Linked DNA regions of Homo sapiens: region 2 is linked to region 1. A link is a loop called in an ENCODE intact Hi-C map of the cell type or tissue named here. Cell type or tissue: CD14-positive monocyte. All regions are shown on one strand. Links, peaks and the distances in the headings refer to the core of each region. The heading gives the core; the rest is flanking DNA. Region 1 overlaps ZNF664-RFLNA (ZNF664-RFLNA readthrough). Region 2 overlaps SCARB1 (scavenger receptor class B member 1).

The links. A loop is a pair of places that touch in the nucleus more often than their neighbours do. Peaks named below come from ENCODE experiments on the same cell type or tissue, not always from the same donor. Only the 100,000 strongest peaks of a DNase experiment are listed, where the experiment ranks them.
Region 2: it touches region 1 in a loop (2.5-fold over the local background); 85 of 110 quality-filtered maps call a loop at or near these places.

The regions. Positions count from the first base shown.
Region 1 is chr12:124,039,367-124,042,277 of GRCh38, reverse strand. All of the region lies in intron 2 of ZNF664-RFLNA (ZNF664-RFLNA readthrough), which reads right to left. Among named protein-coding and RNA genes, the nearest start is that of ZNF664-RFLNA, 68 kb to the right of the region's middle. In CD14-positive monocyte, for the core only: no CTCF peak of the experiment used is centred there; DNase peaks (open chromatin) are centred at 547 and 1,767.
Region 2 is chr12:124,783,145-124,786,055 of GRCh38, reverse strand. All of the region lies in intron 11 of SCARB1 (scavenger receptor class B member 1), which reads left to right. Among named protein-coding and RNA genes, the nearest start is that of SCARB1, 79 kb to the left of the region's middle. RefSeq lists an enhancer at 1,042-1,810. In CD14-positive monocyte, for the core only: no CTCF peak of the experiment used is centred there; no DNase peak of the experiment used is centred there.

The DNA.
Region 1 (2,911 bases), core at 232-2,731:
GCTGTGAGGCAGGGACCCACCACCCGCTACGGCCAACGAAGGCTGAGGTACAGATAACCCAGCCCCGGGAGCTGTGGCGTAGGCATGTGGCCTCAGCCTGGAACCTGGTACCTGTGAATGTGACCTTATCTGCAAGAAGGACTTTGCAGATGTAATCAAGTTCAGATGAGGTCATACTGGATTAGGGTGTGCCCTAAATCCAGTATGACTGGTGTCCTTCTAAGAAGAGGGAAATCTGGACACAGAGACACACGCAGAAGGAAGATGGCCACATGGAGATGGAGGCAGAGATAGGAGTGAAACATCCACAAGCCCACTGAAGCTGAGGGTTGCCGCGGCCCCCGGAAGCTGAGAGGCACAAAACACATTCCTCCCTAGGGCCTCAGTGGGTACGTGCCCCTGTGGCCTTCTGGCCTCCAGAATTGTGAGGGTGAACTTCTGCTATTATAAGACACCTGGCACGTGGGCTTTGATATGGCAACTACAGGGCGCTAACACAGATGCCCACACTAAGGACCTGACCCTTGAGGCTGTGACACAGAGATCCAGTGATGGGGAGTTTCCCAGCAGCAGGACAGCACCAAAGGCCCATCAGGACAGCAAGTGTCAGAGGCTGCAGGGCCCCAGAGACCAGGACAGATTGCCCAGGGCAGTGGCCAATGTCTGATAATGGCAGGACTTATGGCGGCGTCCACATCAGCCTGTACCTGTGACCCTTGACCTGCCTAGCTGCTCTTGGTCTTACCGGTTTTACAAGCCTGACTCTCAGTCGGGCGCAGTGGCTCACACCTGTAATCCCGGCACTTTGGGAGGCCAAAGGAGGCAGATCACTTGAGGCCAGGAGTTTGAGACCAGCCTGGCCAACATGGTGAAACCCCGTCTCTACTAAAAATACAAAAAAATTAGCTGGGCATGGTGGTGGGCGCCTGTAATTGCAGCTATTTGGGAGGCTGAGGCAGGAGAATCTCTTGAACGCAGGAGGCAGAGGTTGCAGTGAGCCGAGATCATGCCACTGCATGCCAGCATGGGTGACAGAGCGAGACTCCATCTCAAAAACAAATAGAAAAAAAATGATAAAATAAAACCTGATTCTCCATTCCAAACGCTGCCCAATATCCTTCTAGAAAGGTCCTATTCTGCTCAAGTTAGCCAGTTAATTTCTACTGTTTGCAAGCAAAATCCCTGACTGGTATAAAGCCTCATCCAAATAATTCAGAATACATTATCTATGCATACAAAAGGCCCCGGAGCTTTTTTCTGACTCTCAACTGGACATAATCGTTACATGCCTGTGAACACTCAAGCAGTGATCATCACCAGTAATTCATCAATGTTGCAATGACAGGTGATGGGTAGTTAATGACTATTGTGAAAACTGCACTTATCTCTGGGGGTTTACTTAGCTGTAAGAAGTAAGCTTTACTTCTCAAAATCAAGGTTAGAATTTCTGCAACATGGAATTTACAATATGTATCATCTATTTTGACTTTGATGCTATGCATTAAAGTGTTTTTAATAATTGGGTATATATTAAACATTTATCGACTTAACTAAAAGATATAAAGTTTTAAGAAAAATGGGTGTATTATAAAATCCCTTCAAAACACCCCAAAATGCTAATGAAATAAGAGATCAAGTAGGTAGACTGAAATAAAACTCTACAGTGTTAAAAAACAACAAACAAAATTGGAAACGAGAAGAGTGGTGCCTCAGGAGGAAATAACAGCATTGGGACACTCGGCAAGCTATGACGGAGCCAGGCAGCCCCGCACAGGAAATGCACGTTACTGCCGTGAGCACCGCCAAGAATGTGGACATCACGTTCATAGTGTGTGGCCCTCCCGGGCCCTTTGATATCAACATGCCCTCACGTTCAATAGAAGACATTTCCTGTGCATTTCACCTCTTCCCTGATCCCCAGGAAGTCCTAGGCAGGAATTCTGGCTGAATCTGCTTCCATTTCTAAATCCCATATTTGGTCAAATCCAATTATGTTGCCCCTTCAAGATTTCAATCAGAAACACTTGTATTTGAATTGAAAGGCCATAATGTGCTTACAAAGAAATATATCCATAAAAACACATTATACTTCATTAACAGTTATCTATTGACCAGGTGCGGTGGCTCACGCTTGTAATCCCAACACTTTGGGAGGCCAAGGCCGGTGGATTACTTGAGGTCAGGAGTTCGAAACCAGCCTGGCCAACATGGTGAAACCCTGTCTCTACTAAAAATATAAAAATTAGCCAGTTGTGATGGCACGTGCCTATAGTCCCAGCTACTCAGGAGTCTGAGGCAGAAGAATCACTTCAACTCAGGAGGCGGAGGTTGCAGCGAGCCAAGATCGCGCCACTGTACTCCAGCCTGGGCGAGAGAGCAAGACTCCATCTCAAAAAAAAAAAAAAAAGGTATTTATCATGATGTATATTACATTAGACAAGCTAGTTGGGGGGAAAAGAAAACCCTAAAAGTAAGTATCTATAACTTTCTGAAAGATCACTTCTGTTAATCCCTATTAAAGCCATCAAATCTTTTTCTCTAGCTAACTGAAAAAATCATCCAGGCAAAATGATACTAAATTTTTGGTTCTTATTCCCTTTTCCTGTTTCACTAGGAGCAAACAAAATCTATGTGGTTTCATTCATTTTCCTTTTTCATTCTTTCGGAGTTCTGGTCCTCCCAATAAGCTGTCCTGTGGGTGGAAATGTTTTTCAAAGAGAGGATAAGGTTGTTCTCTCCCACTGCAAACTCACCCAGTGCCCAACTGCAGGGTTGCTGAGTCAGTGGTGCAGAAAAGCAAACCACAGCTGATAGTTACCAAAGTTTCCCACAGTGGGTTCCAGGCCAAGTTGTCCAGCCTCTTTCTGAGTTAATTCTACCTCTGCAAGTGCTGTGTTGAAGATGGAATTTG
Region 2 (2,911 bases), core at 86-2,585, 740 kb before region 1:
AGCACCCGGGGATGCCAGGTTCTGTTAGGGGCGAGGGGACGTACAGCAGTAGAGGAGACAGCTGAGATCCCTGCTCAGGGGGATTGAGGGGGGCTGGCATCCCAGCCGGGGAGACAGATGAAAACCAAGTAAATCAGCAGAAAAGATAATTTCACTCATGATAGGAGCTGTGAGGGGTTAGAGCCAAATAGAAATACAGCGTGAGCCACGTGTGAGGTTTTCAGTTTAAATTTTCTAATAGCCACTTAACAGTCAAAGGAAACAGGTGGAATTAATTTTAATCTTATTTAACCCAAATATATGCAAAGTATTATCACTTCAACATGTAATCAGTATAAACGGCATCAATATTTTTGCAGTGTTTTTGCATGAAGTCTTTGAAATCCTGTGTGTACGATACATGTGCAGCAGGTCTCATTTTGGACTGGCCCCGTTTCAAGGGCTCACCAACTGAATGCAGCTTCCAGACTGGAGAGTGCATGTCTGGAGCAAGTGGGGACAAGGACAGATGGAGCTTCAGGAAGGCCTCTCTGAAGAGGTAGATAGTGAGCTTTGACATGGAGGCCAGGGAGGCACTCAGCACACAGCCACATGAGGAATGCTGCCTGGAGCGGCCACTGCAAAGGCCCTGTGGCAGGGACAGGCAAGGCACATTGGACGGTCAGGTAGGGCCAGGGTGGCTGGAGGGGAGTGAGGGCAGGGACAGAGGTAGGAGGTGGTGTCTGAGAGTGGACAGGGCGGGCCACCCAGGGCCTCGTGGTGCACAGTGAGCAGTTTGGAACTGATTCTGGGAGTGACAGAGGCATTGGAGGCTTTTAAAGAGGGGAATCACTAGGTCAGCTGCTGGCTGGGGAATGGGCCCCGGGCTGGGAGGGGTGGAAGCCTGGGCCCAGCGGGGAGGCCCCAGTGCGTGAGGAAGTCGATGGCTTGAACAGGATGGGGCAGCTGCTATCAGGAGGGAACGGAAGTGGGGAAGAGCTCCAGCCCTGGGCTTCAGACCTCCAGAAGCAGCAGGAAGAGGGGTGATAACAGTGTCCCTCCTTGCTTCGGGGTCATTTATTTATTCATTCATGCATTCACTGCAAGGCCCTTTGCACAGGTCAGGGGATGCAGATGACCAGAACATAAGATCTGCAGCAAAGATGGGCAAGGCAGGCCTTTAGGCAAGTTACTACAGTCACACGAAGGACAGGAGAGCTGTGATCACAGAGCTCAAGGGGCAGTGGAGATGGGCGAGTGGCTGCCATGGCAGGGGAAGGGATGCTGCCCACTGGCAGGTCATCAGGAAAGGCTGTTTTTGGATGCATGGACCAGAAAGCCACTCTCTGAGGTGGCCCCCACCTGCATCATCCTAGGGCCACAGGCCGAGGCCTTCTGAGGGGCCTTGGGGCTGCCCCGCTGCTCTGCTGGTCTTGGCTCCTCTGCAGCACCTGCTTCCTTTAGCACTGGTGAATGATTCTTCCTCTTCCCCTGTCTCAGGGAAGGCTTGCCTGCTTCCATGCTTGCATGCTGGGTGACAATAAAGCATTCCTGGTTCTTCACCTTGGCTTTCAGACCTGAAACCCGACTTCCTTTCAAAATTCCTGTCCTCGGGGGGAAAAGGTTTCCACAATGTGAGATGGTAGCCTGGACACCAGCTGTCATCATGTTGCTGCTCTAGCGTTTGAGCTCCCGATGAACAATGACCATTGGGTCCAACCAGCCCTTTTGGGAGCCCCCTTCTCTGTTACTGCCCCAGGGGGAGCCAGAACCCAGCAGGGCTGTGACTCCAGCGAGCAAAATGGAACTCCCTCCAGTTTCTAGACTGAATTATGTAGGGAGGACAGAAGGACTCAGAACCCACACTCCCAGACCATGAATACCTTCCCGTGGCAGAGCATCACCATAGGTGTCCACAAGTGACGACGCACAGCCACATGAGGGGGTCCCTGGGGACTGGCTGAGGGACTGGGCCAGAGGAGGCCATGACAGCCTCATCCCTCTGTCTCCTTCTGTCTGTCTCCAAATTGTCCACCAGAATGGGGACAGGGAAGGAGGGTCAGGAAGCACAGAAGGTCTAGGCTGTGGCTAGGGTCCCTTTCCCTGCCGCAGCCCCCAAATCAGCATCCCACCCTCAAATCCAGTAAGAATGCTACGATCGGCAGTGTGGCTCCCTCCCTGCAGGTTTCACTGGAGGCCACGTAAGTGAAATTTATCCCATTATGTGTGTTTTGATGTAGCAGGACCTTACCAGTTTTTTTTGTTTTTTTATTTTTATTTTTTTTGGTTTCTTTTTTGAGATGGAGTCTTGCTGTGTTGCCCAGGCTGGAGTGCAGTGGCACAATCTTGGCTCACTGCAACCTCCACCTCCCGGGTTCAAGTGGGAGCCTCAGCCTCAGCCTCAGCCTCAGCCTCCCGAGCAGTTGGGATTACAGGCACCTGCCACCATGCCTGGCTAATTTTTGTATATTGAGTAGAGGCGGGGTTTCACCATGTTGGCCAGGCTGGTCTTGAACTCCTGACCTCATGATCTGCCGCCTTGGCCTCCCAAAGTTCTGGGATTACAGGTGTGAGCCACTGTGCCTGGCCGGCCTTATCAGTTTTTATGTAATTTGTCCTGATTTAAAAAAAAAAAATCACATGCGGGTAAACTCAACATATTTTAATTTCTCTTTAGAGAAATTTTCCACTTGAGCCAGGTATGGTGGCTCTTGCCTGTAATCTGAGCTACTCGGGAGGTTGAGGTGGGAGGATCACTTGAGCCCAGGAGTTGGAGGCTGCAGTGAGCCATGATCGCACCATTGCACTCCAGCCTGGACAACAGAGTGAGATCCTGTCTCAAAAATTAAAAAAAGCAGTAATTTTTTCTTCTCAAGTCATTCTTTTAAAATAAATCAAAAGTATTTTAACAGAACAATCTGTTCCTCGTTGA